3 separate regions of the Homo sapiens genome follow, and regions 1 and 3 are each linked to region 2. A link is a contact called in ENCODE Hi-C data. All regions are on one chromosome and are shown on one strand. The core of a region is the stretch at or near the end of the contact, and the rest is flanking DNA. Distances in the headings are between cores, read along the strand shown.

Region 1 (4,474 bases), core at 1,428-3,927, 530 kb before region 2:
AGCCCATGGTGGTGGGGAGGGCACCCCAGCCACCCTTGGTCCCAGCTGCCACCTGTGCACTCCCTGAGCAGAGATGCCTGACTCACCCTAACGTTGTCCGGGCTGCAGATGGCGGCGGCTGCTGAGGGAGCTCCTTCCCCTCCTCCCGCCCACCCTGCTAGGGCTAGGCCACAGATACACAGGGCGAGTGGGAGTGTCTAGGGGAGAAGATTTTATTTCACAAGGTGAGGAACCCAGGCTGGTGGCCGACGCCCACACACCAGGCTCCGGGACGCATGGGGTCTGCACGTGGAGAGGGTGCTGGCCGCCCCAGCAGGAAGCCCGACGTAGGTCCCAGCGTGTCTGTCAGTCATGCTGCTGCCCTGTGGGGCTGGAGAGGCAGGACGTGCACCCAGCCTGTGGCTGGCGGGGCAGGGGACCTGCAGGTCAGGCCAAGCAGAGTGGCTCCGGCTATGCCCCCGAGCCTGCAGGCTACGCCACGGTCTGGCGGCTGAAGAGCTCGAGGGTGAGCGAGCTGAGGAAGGCAGGGATGCTGTCCTGGCGCCGCAGGTGCACCTCGATGAGCTCGCCCACGGTGTGTGAGAACTCTGTCTCCAGTAGCTGCATCTTGGAACCCGAGGGGCTGGTGGCCTGCGGGGCAGTCAAGAAAGAGACAAGACAGCGGTCAGCCCGACAGGCCTCTCCCTCTCCCCTCCCTCCCTACACAGCCCCTCCAGCCATGGGGGCTTCCCTCAGTCTGAGGACCTGGACAGGGGTAGATGCGTCCTCAACCCTGCCAGGCCTTATTCCAGGTCACCTAAAGGGACTGAATTAACCCAGGGCAAGGTCTCTGTTGTCTACACTGTCATCTACCCAGGCAGTTGGGGGTCCCAGGCACTGTGGGGTGTGCCCACCCAAGGGGCTGCCACCTTGCTCCTTCCTCCACCTGGGGGGCTCCAGCACCTGTGCCAGGCCCTAGTGCCACTCTTCACTGAGGCTGGAGGACCCCACGCCCTGGGCAAGTCCTGCAACGCCTTCCACACTGCCTGGGCCCCATGACCTAGTTTCCCCACTTGTGCAGGGGGGCGCTGGGGGCCCAGGGGGAGTCTGGCTCTGTGGATTCTGCAGCCCAGAGGGCGGCCTCCTGTAACTGGAGAACGGGCAAGGAGGAGCTTCCAGACAGCGCTGCAGGCCCCAGGGGACACAGGGCAGGAGTCACACAGCAGGTCTGAGCAAGCTGCTGTGCCACGGTCCTGGGCTGTGTGGGGAGTGGACAGAGGCCCTTCTGAGCTGCCCCCGAGAGCCAGCCCCACCCCGGTCAGCACCCACACAGCCCCAGGTCAGGCAGGACACAAACCCGGCCCACCACAAAGCTCCCTCTGAAACCACGTCCCTGAAAAGTCCTGTACCCAGAATATGCCCAGAACTCCCACAACTCCACCATGAAGAGGAAAGAGCCAATTAAACAAGGGGCCCTTGAACATTTCTCCAGAGAAGAGCCACACACGGCCAATGAGCTCATGCCAGGACGCTGGGCACCGGGGAAACGTGAACCGCAACTGAGCGAGACACGGAGCCGCCTCGCGCCGACGGCCACTGAGAGCAACCACCATGAGCTGCTGGGTCGAGGGGAATCAGACCCTCCGCGTCGCTGGCGGGAGCGTGTGTGGTGCGGCCACTGCAAACAGCCGGCAGCTCCTCAAAGAGCTGGACGCAGAGTCCATGGGCCCAGCACCCGCCCGGGCGCGCAGCCAGGGGGTCTGAGCGCAGTCCACGCACAGACCTCGGCACGGGTGTCCACGGCAACACGATCCCATCACCAACAGATGGAACGCGGAACCAGCCCTCAACCGCCGGAGGGAGACACAAAACCGGGTTTACCCGTCAACACCGCTTCGTACAGCCGAACTCTGATACACGCTGCCACGCGGGCAAACCCCGAAAACACGCCCAGCCAGTCACAGAGACCTGTCGACACAACTCCGTGCCCAGGGGATGTCCTGGAGGGGCACGTCAGGGCTCAGGGCCAGTGGAAATGTGCCACGGTTAGACTGGTCGCGGCTGCGCACTGAATGTGCCGGGAGGAACGGAACGGTAGACTAATGGAGCGCTAGACGTGAGGGTGAGCTGCATGTGTGTGCATCGGAGCTCAGGAAACCGTTTTGGAAAGCGCTCCCTCCGCCCGGCAGCCCTCTGGGAACCCTCCCCAGGAGCCACAGGGCGGCCTGGCTCCATCCAGCTTGGTCCTGGCAGCTCCCCTGTCCACCGGAGCATGCCTGGGCTGGGCCCCGCCCTGATGGTGTCGCCCCTCCCCTCACCACCTTTGGAGCACGTGCTGCCCCAGAGGCCCTGCGACCTGACCTGTTCCTGCACCTCCTGTTTCTCAGGAGCCGTCCCCGTGCCCTCCCCCTGCCCTCCCCCTGTTTCTGCTGCCTTAGTACATTTGGCCTTGTCATAGTTCAACACAAACCATTTTTAAACAAAAACAAGAGAAACCACTCTGACCTTTCGCTGAGAAAATCCTTTCACTTCTGCCTTCTGCTCTTGATTCTGAATTTCTCCCCCTAAATGTCAGAGGGGCTGATTCTCCTGCAGCTGCCGGGCAGGGGTGGGGAGGCAGTGTGGGAAGAAGTCTCCTCAGCCGGCCCTTCGCCCTCCTCCCAACCCAGGGCTGGCAACCTGGCTGGGCCTGACGCACTGTGGTGCAGACTCTGGCCAGGCTGGACCAGAGAATAGCTGTTTTCCAGGCACCCGCCTTCCCCGGCCCTCAGAGGCTGGCAGGCTTTGGGAGCCTGGCCGTTCATTTCTAAAAATATTTTTTTTTAGAGACGAGTCTCACTCTGTCACCCAGGCTGGAGTGCAGTGGCATGATAACGGGTCACTCAGCCTCGAGCTCCCGGACTCAAGTGATCCACCTCAGCCTCCTGAGCAGTTGGAATGACAGGCATGTGCCAGCACACCTGGCTAATTTTTAAATTTTTTTGAGAGATAGATAGACTTTAGCTATTTTGCCCAGGCTGGTCTCAAACTCCTGGCCTGGCTGGTCTCAAACTCCTGGCCTGACGTGATCCTCCTGCCTCAGCTGCCCACGACGTGAGGATTACAGGCGTGAGCTCTGATCATTCTTTATTTGAAACAGGTGCACCCCGCCAGCGTCAGCAAGACAGCTGCTCCCAATGGTAGGCCGGGCAACCCACTCACGGCTCCTACAGCACCTCCTCTCTGCCGGCCTCAGGCGGCTCTGGAAGAATGATGCCCTAATATACCGCGCTGCCCTCCAGGTGGGGGTGGGGGTGGACGGAGACAGGCAGGAGTAACCAGTGCTACTCTCCCAGCTCAAACCCCACACGAAGGCAGACCCAGCGTTTGCAAAACACCAGCCCCCGGTGAACAAGTCGACCTGCTGTGCAGCCCACCTCTGACTCCGTTTCCCCCAGCGTACCCAGCCACATTGGGAGGCTCCACCTCGGTCTAACGCTCCGGCATTAGCAGGACCTGCTGAATGAGTGGCGCCGGGCCCATCCATCTCTGCCATCGCTGCTCAGCCCTCTGCCATGTTCAAATATCACACAGTCCCCAGGTACCTCGTAAATCACTGTAATTACGGGCTGCTCACTTAAAATTAAACTGCAATTTTTTAAAAAGCAAATTGCCAGTAAGACACGTTGGCTGTGGCTGGAAATACTTCTGAGGCTGCCTGCGCGCAGGCTCTGGCTTCCTCTCCCTCTGCCTGGCCGGCCCGAGCTGCCACCTGTCTAGTCTGCGCACATAGCGGCCCTGTGGCTGGCGGGCGCCCTGGGGGAGACTGAGACACTCACTCTTAATGAAGACACTCGCGGCGTCCATTGTGGCCACTGCACTCTAGTCCAGACCCTCGCTGGCCTGGCCTGGGGCTCACCTGCCCCTCTGGAAGCAGAGAGGGCCTGCCCTGGAGGGCCGGGGACCTCTGCAGCATGTCCGTGGAACACGTGGGCCAGGGATTGTGTGCCCGGCCCCCATTCCAGCTCTGCCACGTGAGCAGTGCTCACTCGGTGCCTAGGGCTGACTAGTCTTACTAAGCGCTGGTCCCACCATCCCCTGAGCCGAGCCCCATGGTGTCCCAGCGGGCACGGACAAGAGGCACGGAGTGAGGGAGGGGTGGGGGCTGACAAAGGGCTTGGAGAGCAGAGACAGCGCACACCACCAACTCTCTCCACACACCACTTTCTCCACACACCACCAACCGCAGGATGTGGTGGGGCTCGGAGGCCAAGGGGGAAGTGTGAGGGATTCCTGTCAAGAACAAGACCCCCTGCTGCTGAGGGTCCAAGAGAAACTCCATGAACTGGGAAACTCGAGGGGAGGAAGCTAGAGATGGAATGAAGGAAGCCCTGAATCCTGGCTCAAACAAGGAAAGCTGAAATAATGCAGTAAAATGAGAAGACACGCAGGAAATGGAAACGATGCTACTTCGAGATACTGGGAAGTTATGTGAATGCTGTTCATCTGTGGGGTG
Region 2 (4,272 bases), core at 731-3,230:
CTGAGGAACAGAGGAGAAAATATATTTTAGGAGAGGACTTGAGCCCAGAAGTTTGAGCTCACATAGTGAGACCCTGGTCTCTACAAAAAATAAAAAGAAAACTAGTTGGGTATGGTGGTGCATGCCTGTAGCCCCAGCTACTGGGGAGGCCGAAACAGGAGGGTTGCTTGAACCCAGGAGGTCAAGGCTGCTCTGAGCTGTGATTTCACCACTGCACTCCAGCCTGGCTGAAAGAGCAAGACTCTCAAAACGAAAAAAAAAAGGTGAGGCAGCCAGGCACGGTGGCTCACACCTGTAATCCCAGCACTTTGGGAGGCCGAGGTGGGAGGATCACGAGGTCAGGAGATCGAGACCATCCTGGCTAACACAGTGAAACCCCGTCTCTACTAAAATACAAAAAATTAGCCGGGCGTGGTGGTGGGCACCTGTAGTCCCAGCTACTTGGGAGGCTGAGGCAGGAGAATGGCGTGAACCTGGGAGGCGGAGCTTGCAGTGAGCTGAGATTGCGCCACTGCACTCCAGCCTGGGCTGGACTCCGTCTCAAAAAAAAAAAAAAAAAAAAAAACAGAAAAAAATTAGCCAAGTATGGTGGCTCACACCTGTAGCCACAAGTACTCAGGAGGCTGAGTTCAGAGGATCTCTTGAGCCTGGGAGGTGGAGGCTGCAGTGAGCCGAGATCACACCACTGTACGCCAGCCTGGGCGACAGAGATTGAGACTCCGTCTCAAAAAAAAAAAAAAAAAAAAGAAAAAAGGAATAGGGAAATAGGGAGCATCTGATTCCTGTCCATGCCTCACTCCTCTACATTTGAAGAAGCCAAGCATCATAGGGCAGAAAGTCAAATAAGTCTTTGAACAGGGTGTGTTGCTCACCTGTAATCCAGCCATGGGAGCCTGAGGTAGGAGAATTACTTGAGGCCAGAAGTTCAAGACCAGCTGGGGCAACATAGCTAGACACCCTCCGCCCCCACCATCTCCACAAAACAATAATAATAAGAGCCTTTGGGCTGGGCGCAGTGGCTCACGCCTGTAATCCCAGCACTTTGGGAGGCCGAGGCTGACGGATCACCTGAGGTCAGGAGTTTGAGACCAGCCTGGCTAACACGGCGAAACCTGTTTCTAATAAAAATACAAAAATTAGTCAGGCTTCGTGGTGGGCGCCTGTAGTCCTCAATCCTCAGGAGGCTGAGACAGGAGAATCGCTTGAACCTAGGAGGTGGAGATTGCAGGGAGCCAAGATAGCACCACTGCACTCCAGCTTGGGCGACAGAGCAAGATGCTGTCTCAAAAAAAAAAAAAAAAAAAGAAAAAAAAAAGAGCCTTTGGCTGAAGGCAGTAGGCGGCAGGGAAAACCAGGAGGAAACCAGCATGGTCAAACGAGACAGGGAAGTTCAGATGATTTGGGGCCACACTGGATTCTTTTTTTTTTTTTTTTTTGCTCATTTTATTTTCTTTTGCTTTGTTTTGTTGAGATGGAGTCTTGCTCTGTCACCCAGGCTGGAGTGCAGTGGTGTGATCTCGGCTCACTGCAACCTCCACCTCCCAGGTTGAAGCAATTCTCCTGTGTCAGCCTCCCAAGTAGCTGGAATTACAGGCGTGTGCCACCACAGCCAGCTAAGTTTTGTATTTTTAGTACATGGGGTTTCGCCATATTAGCCAGGCTGGTCTGGAACTCCTGACCTCAGGTGATCTGCCCGCTTCGGCCTCCCAGTGTTGAGATTACAGGCGTGAGCCACCACGCCTGGCCCACACTGGACCCTTTGAATCCATGGATGCCTCTTTGCGTCTCCAAGTGCCCTGCGAGATTGGACATAGACCGGTTTATGTAGAACATCCTGGAGAAATTACTGAGATACTGAGAAACTTGCTGGAGAGAAAGCTGCTTTTTCGGCTTCCTACTATGTAAGGAATTTAAAAAAGAAACTAAGTAAAAAAAGCAAGCCTAGTTCACACACTGAAAAGGGCGGGCTAAGATCGCCATCTGTAGGTGAATCGTTTCTTCTGCCAACTCGAATTCTGTCCACAGTTCCTGACACCTAAATGGGTCCAAGCTACCTAGCTCCCCCTCTAGCCTGCACGCTCCACCCAGGAAGGACAAGGCAGAGGCTCTGGCGAGTACAGTATCTTTTTCTTTTCTTTCTTTCTTTTTTTTTTTTTTTTTTTTGAGACAGAGTCTCGCTCTGTCGCCCAGGCTGGAGTGCAGTGGCGCGATCTCGGCTCACTGCAAGCTCCGCCTTCCGGGTTCACGCCATTCTCCTGCCTCAGCCTCCCGAGTAGCTGGGACTACAGGCGCCCGCCACCAGGCCCGGCTAATTTTTTTGTATTTTCAGTAGAGATGGGGTTTCACCGTGTTAGCCAGGATGGTCTTGATCTCCTGACCTTGTGATCCACCCGCCTCAGCCTCCCAAAGTGCTGGGATTACAGGCGTGAGCCACCGTGCCCGGCCCAGTATCTTTTTCAGGGTTACCCAGCCAGTGGCCAGGCGCGGTGGCTCACACCTGTAATTCCAGCACTCTGAGAGGCGGGCGGATCACCTGAGGTCAGGAGTTCAAGGCCAGCTGGCCAACATGGTAAAACCCCATCTCCACTAAAAATTAAAAAAAAAAAATTAGACGGGCATAGTGGTGTGCGCCTGTAATCTCAGCTACTGGGGAGGCTGAGGCAGAAGAATCATTTGAACCCGGGAGGCGGAGTTACAGTGAGCAGAGATTGTGCCACTGCACTCCAGCCTGGGCAACACAGTGAGACTCTGTCTCAAAAAAAAAAAAAAAAAAAAAAATAGGCTACCCACAAGTTAGCAAGAGAACTACAACCAAAAAATCATGACTTTCAATTTTTTTTTCTTTAAAAAAATTGTAAAAAAGCCTGGTGAGGTGGCTTACACCTGCAATACCAGCTACTCAGGAGGCTGAGGCAGGAGAACTGCTTGAACCTGGGAGGTGGAGGTTGCAGTGAGCCGAGATCACACCACTGCACTCCAGCCTGGGTGACAGAGTGAGGCTCCGTCTCAAAAACAAAAAAAAAAAAAGTAAAAAAAATGCGTAATATTATAGTAAAGTGTACATAACATAAAATGTACCATCTTAACCACGTTAAAGCATATGGTATATTGGCATAAAGCATGTTCACACTGACGCAGCCATCACCACCACTATCTCCCAAATTATTTTCCTTTTTTAAGTGTTATATTTTTAAATTTGTTATATTTTTAGTTTATTTTTTTCACCCTACCCCCTATATTTTTAATTTAACTTTTTTTTTTTTGAGACAGTTTATCACTCTGTCACTCAGGCTAGAGTGCAGTGGTGTGATCTCGGCTCACTGCAATCTCTACCCCCACCCCATGTTCAAGCGATTCTCCTGCCTCAGCCTCCCAAGAAGCTGGGACTACAGGAGCACGCCCCCACACACAACTAATTTTTTGTAAAGATGAGATTTCACCATGTTGTCTAGGCTGATGTTGAACTCCTGCCTTCAAGAGATCTGCCCACCTCAGCTCCCAAAGTGTTGGGATTACAGGCGTGAGCCACCGCGCCTGGCCAATTTAGCTTTTCTTAAGACAAGGTCTCACTCTGTTGCCCAGGCTGGAGTGCAGTGGCTCGATCCTGGCTCACTGCAGCCTCAACCTTCCAGGCTCAAGCTATCCTCCTGCCTCAGCCTCCTGTGACAGGTCCTGAATGTCCACAAACCCACCCAGGCTGGCCCATGGTGGACAGGTGGTGAGGTCAGAGTCTCAGTCCTCTCCAGCCCAGCATGAGGCTCCCAGGCTACACCCGGAGCCACCCCACTAGAGATCTCACCTGCCTGGGCCCTGGAAGGGTCACCCTGGATCTCTACCACCCGGTTCATGGCTCCCAGGCTCAGGGACTGGACACTTCCCGGCTCTGAACCTCTTCCTCAAAGACATGAAATCCCCACGCTCAGAACCTGGTTGGCCTACTTGGAAATACTTCTCATTCTGTTAAGATAAACCCACAGGAAAATAAAGGCACAGCTTTCCTACATTATCTCATCCAAACTCCCCCAAGCCTGCGAGGTAAGAAAACTGAGGCCTAGAGACGTTGAGGCTCTCTTGATAGCAAGGGAGGGGTTAGTCTCGGCCCAGTCTCCGGGCTCAGGCAGCCTCTCTCCCCAGCCAGGTCAGGCTTCCCCAAGGGGCCGTGTGGCGGAACATTTTTCATTTTCATAGTTATGAACCAATGTTAATATCAATAGAAATGCAACAAACCCATAAAACTTATAATTTCACGGAAACTATAAATTTGGCCTTAAA
Region 3 (4,331 bases), core at 1,829-4,328, 630 kb before region 2:
GCTCTGCTGCCTTGAATATTGCCTAGAATATTAGGGCTGGAAGGCACCTTCGGGATCATGAACCCAACTTTCTCATTTATAGATAAGGAACTTGAAGCCCAGAGAAGGGAAGGGACTCACTCCTGAGACCACCCAGCAAAATCTTCACAAAGTGAGGGCAAGGTCCCAGGTGTTCCAGGCCCCCAGCCTGGAGTTCCCTGCGGCACAGTGGGCTGCCCCGCCTGAGCCAGGATCAGCAGGGACTCAAATGCCAGCCCCTACCTGGCCCTATCTGAGGTCTTCCAGCTCCCCAGTGGGATAGTCCCTCCTTCCCATCTGGGATCCCTCCAAGCCCTGCTGACCTCAATACCACATTCGTATTTCAGGAAAGATACCCTTCCCCTGGGAATATGTGGACCAGTCTCCGAGGGGCTGCGTCTCCAGAGTGGAGTGATGTCCTCCCTGTGTGCAGACTGTGTTCCATGTGGGTCTGTCGGTTGGCCTAGAAAGTGGAAATGAGGGAATGAACCCAGGGTGGGTCTGCTGTGCAGGGGTGGGTGGTAGCAGCTGCCACTGAGGCCCGCCTGTGGGACCCCTACTCAGCCTATGCCCCAAACATCCAGAGGCCAGAGGAGGGGAGGGGAGGGAAGGGCAGGGAGTGTGGGAAGAGGAGGAGATGAGAGAGGAACAGAGAGACCCAGAAAATATAGAGACTTCCAGAAAGAGGAGGAGACAGCCGGAGGCTCAGAGAGACATGGGAAGGAAAAACCTTGAAGAGAGAGCGAGAGAGTGAGAGAGAGAGAGAGAGAGAGAGAGAGAGAGAGAGAGAGAGAGAGAGAGAGAATGAGACAAGGGAGAAAGCGCACTCGGAAACGGAAATCCCAGTTTTCAGTTCTTCGTGTATTCATCCAGTCTGTGCTGATCCCCTACCAGAGCAAAGCCCTGTGACAGTGACCTGCCCCTGCCCCTCTGTGGATGACAGTGTCCCCACCTGAAATGTGAGGGCGTCCCCACAGACCCTCTCTCAATGAGGCTTCCCTGGGCTGGGAGCTCTTGGGAAGACAGGGCAGTCTGGGGGAGGGGGCGGCAGCTCGGACCGTGCCAGGAGCCCAGGAACCCCCTGGCCTCCAGACTGAGACCCACGTTGCGGCAGAGAGAACACAGAGGCCCACAGGGCTGCGGCAGAGTGTGGACAGTTAGGGCGAGGACAGCAGACTGGGCTGTGCGGACCCCAGGCCTTTGCCACAGCCGTTGGGGATGGGACAGTGGTTGGGAGGCGTGAGCTGGGCTTTGCTTGAGATGCCTGGCAGCAGCTACGGGCCTTCCCTCTCTGTGTCTTTTCGTGTGGGGGTCCCTTTGCCGGAAACACCCTGTCCCCCAAGTTTGTCTGTTTCTTTTCTTTTCTTTTCTTTTCTTTGAGAAGGAGTCTCGCTCTGTCGCCCAGGCTGGAGTGCAGTGGCCTGAGTAGCTGGGACTACAGGCACCCGCCACCACGCCCAGCTAGTTTTTGTATTTTTAGTAGAGACGGGGTTTCACCCCGTTAGCCAGGGTGGTCTCGATCTCCTGACCTCGTGATCTGCCCGCCTCGGCCTCCCAAAGTGCTGGGATTACAGGCATGAGCCACGGTGCCCAGCCTTCTTTCCTTTTTTTTTTTCTTTTTTTTTTGAGACGGAGTCTCGCCCTGTCACCCAGGCTGGAGTGCAATGGTGCAATCTCGGCTCACTGCAACCTCCACCTCCAATTTTCAAGTGATTCTCCTTCCTCAGCCTCCCAAGTGGCTGGGATTACAGGCACCTGCTGCCATGCCCGGCTAATTTTTGTATTTTCAGTAGAGACGGGGTTTCGCCATGTTGGCCAGGCTGGTCTCAAACTCCTGACCTCAAGTGATCCGCCCACCTCAGCCTCCCAAAGTGCTGGGATTACAGGTGTGAGCCACCACACCCAGGCTTTCTTTCCTTTTTAAAAGTCAGACAAGCTCTGCCCTGCTGGGTTTTGGATGTGAAATGCTGGGCAAGTCATCTTCTACCTCTGGCGTCCCTCTTTTATCTCTTATCTTTTATCAGGACAGCTTCAAGTCCCTGCCCACATTTTATCTATAAAATGGGGAAAATAAGGCCCCTCAGGAGGGAAGCGTTCAGTGGGATGTGTAGACCGCCTGGCATCAAGTAGATACTCATTCGACCACCCTGGGTACTGCCCTGAGCATGGAGTGGGAACTCAGCAGTCTCCGGAACACCGATGCTGCATCCATGTTAGTTCTTTCCTTCCTCCCACAGATATCTGTCCTTCCATCCCAGCCCAAGTTCAGGCTCCTCCAGGCTCACCACAGCCTGGTGGGATCACCCCAGCCCCATAGCCTCCGGAGTCCTCGCCAGGCATGAAATCTCTGTCTTCTCTCTCGCTTCAGCCCCAGGCTGCAGACTCTGTGCTGTGAGCCTCAGAGCCCGGCAGGTGGGAGACAGTGCATAAATGTTTGTTGAATGAGTAGATGGGACGCTTCCCAGCCCGGCCCACCTCAGAAGGCAGGTGGCAAGACAGATGGGCCCTGGCTCCTGTGCGGTCTGACGGTGGAGGCAGCCGCTCCGCTGAGTCTTCCTCAGGAACTTGGGGTGGGACGCATTGTTTCCGAGATCCCTTCTAGGGACATCCTTTTGTCACTCAGCGAGTTGAAGTTTCCCAGCTTCTAAAGCCCCTGCCCCTCCCCTCCACTTCCTGTGTTCAAGGCCTGGTCCCTAGAAGTTGCTTTTATCCAGGCAGTGATTGAGAGTTTAGAAGGGGCTCTCTGGTATCCTGTGACCCTGGGTGACCTTGGCTGGACTCCTTCAGCACCAGGGAGAGAGGCCGGTGGCTGTGATAGGAGGCAGAGGCCTGTTGAAGGCAGCAGGGCCTGGGAGCCCATGGAGGTGAGCCCAGACCCTCTCTGCAAGCCCCTTCCCCTCCGTAGGTCTCGGTTTCCCTCTCTGGGGAGGGGGGGGCGATGTCCTTGCCAGCAGAGGTGCTGCTCAAGTGCAGGGCTGGCATCCCAGCGACTCGCCCAAGGCCACCTCGCCAATCCCCGCACCCTGCGTGCCACTCCCCCAGCACTGCCGCACGCCCGGCTCCCCTCCCCCACCTCTCCAGGAGCAATTGTTTATCTGCCAGAGGGTGACAGGCGGCTGTGGCTGGCATGTTGAGCCGCCGTCCAGAGATCAGCTGGCGGCTGCTGAGCAAACAGCACGAGCTAATCAGCAAAAGGTCACGCCGGCTCCCCGAGTCCCCGCATTTGAAGTCATGCCTCACACGGGCGGGCTGGAAGGAACCTGGGACGTTGAGTTAGTGGCTCAGTGACCAGGTCAGCTTCAAGTCACAGCCCACAGCTCATCGCCCAGTTGACCAGCCTACGCCTCTGAGGTTGCATCTTCTAGAGATTCCCCAGCCCCAAGGGAAACCCATCGCCTGTCTCCAGGTGGAACAAACCCTCTCACGACAGAGGCTCAGCCCCCAGCATGCGGAGGGGCCAGGCTTAACCACCCCAGCCCTGCCCGCTCCCCCTGCCCGGGACAGACTGTCCTTCAAAGCAGCAGTGCAGGGCTGGGCAGCATCCCCACCAGAGCTGTCCGTTCACCACCCCCCACACCACCTCTGACTTCAAGCCTACCGCCTTCCTCTAAATCCATTCAGTTTTTAAAAACTTAAATACATTTATTTAAAAGGGAAGATTTATAGCACTACTACAAATGGAAAACAAGCCTCTCTTGCCATAAATAGAATTCATAATCATAAAAATAAATTCAGTGGAAACAAAACAATGTTATTAAATTCTAGTTGGATGCTGTAGCCCCGGGGGAGGCTCAGAGCCCAAGGCCTACTATTGCTTTATTAAAAAGGGAGAGCAGTAAGTGTGCAGAGGTGTTCAAGACTCACCAACCCTGATCTGAGACTTTCTTCTTGTTGTAATCAAGAGTTTTAAAGTGAGAGTAACTTTCTCATAAAATGATTCAGTAGTATTTTATGCTGTGTCAGCTAGGGACTGAATTTGGCTGCGCAAGACAAACCTAAACACTGCATGGTTGAACCCCACGTGGGGGTCATTTTTCTTACGCAAAGACAGCAGCAGTGGAGCTGGTACACAGCCTAAGGGGGTTGTCAATGGTCCAGGTTCCTTGTAGCTTCCTGCTCTGCCACTGCGGACGTTTGTCCTCATGGCCTCAGGATGGCTGCCACACCTCTGGCCATCGTATCTGCATCCCAGGCAGGAAACTGGGAAGTGGGGTAGAGGTGAAGGAGAAGGGAATACACCAGCTAAGTCTGTTCCTTGTCATTAGGAAGGTAGCAGCCAACAGCCTGAGAAGGAAGCTTCTCAGCCAACGGCA

Evidence for each region. Hi-C counts contacts between places; a loop is a spot of excess contacts on that map. Pooled maps may share reads with other maps.
Region 1: a loop to region 2 is called in a map of Right ventricle myocardium inferior, with 4 times the contacts of the local background. The contact joins two enhancer-like sites. A Hi-C loop is called at or near these places in 5 of 168 maps with a recorded cell type or tissue (CD4-positive, alpha-beta memory T cell, CD8-positive, alpha-beta T cell, Right ventricle myocardium inferior and 1 more), 9 of 37 single-sample maps with no recorded cell type and 10 of 50 pooled maps.
Region 3: a loop to region 2 is called in a pooled map, with 3 times the contacts of the local background. The contact joins two enhancer-like sites. A Hi-C loop is called at or near these places in 3 of 50 pooled maps.

Annotation. Positions count from the first base shown.
Region 1 is chr7:1,815,599-1,820,072 of GRCh38, forward strand. It overlaps MAD1L1 (mitotic arrest deficient 1 like 1), which reads right to left. Exons shown (of 19, transcript NM_001013836.2): 19 at 197-630. The coding sequence ends at 472. Among named protein-coding and RNA genes, the nearest start is that of MIR4655, 26 kb to the right of the region's middle. Within about 2 kb of position 2,678, at least 6 of the 41 ENCODE cell types and tissues checked have a DNase peak (open chromatin) inside an H3K27ac peak, as active enhancers do.
Region 2 is chr7:2,346,196-2,350,467 of GRCh38, forward strand. It overlaps a transcript of SNX8 not described here. Among named protein-coding and RNA genes, the nearest start is that of EIF3B, 6.5 kb to the right of the region's middle. Within about 2 kb of position 1,981, at least 2 of the 41 ENCODE cell types and tissues checked have a DNase peak (open chromatin) inside an H3K27ac peak, as active enhancers do.
Region 3 is chr7:1,710,806-1,715,136 of GRCh38, forward strand. The region is part of intron 3 of ELFN1 (extracellular leucine rich repeat and fibronectin type III domain containing 1); the gene reads left to right. Among named protein-coding and RNA genes, the nearest start is that of LNCRI, 19 kb to the left of the region's middle. RefSeq lists enhancers at 1,926-2,826, 2,827-3,726. Within about 2 kb of position 3,079, at least 3 of the 41 ENCODE cell types and tissues checked have a DNase peak (open chromatin) inside an H3K27ac peak, as active enhancers do.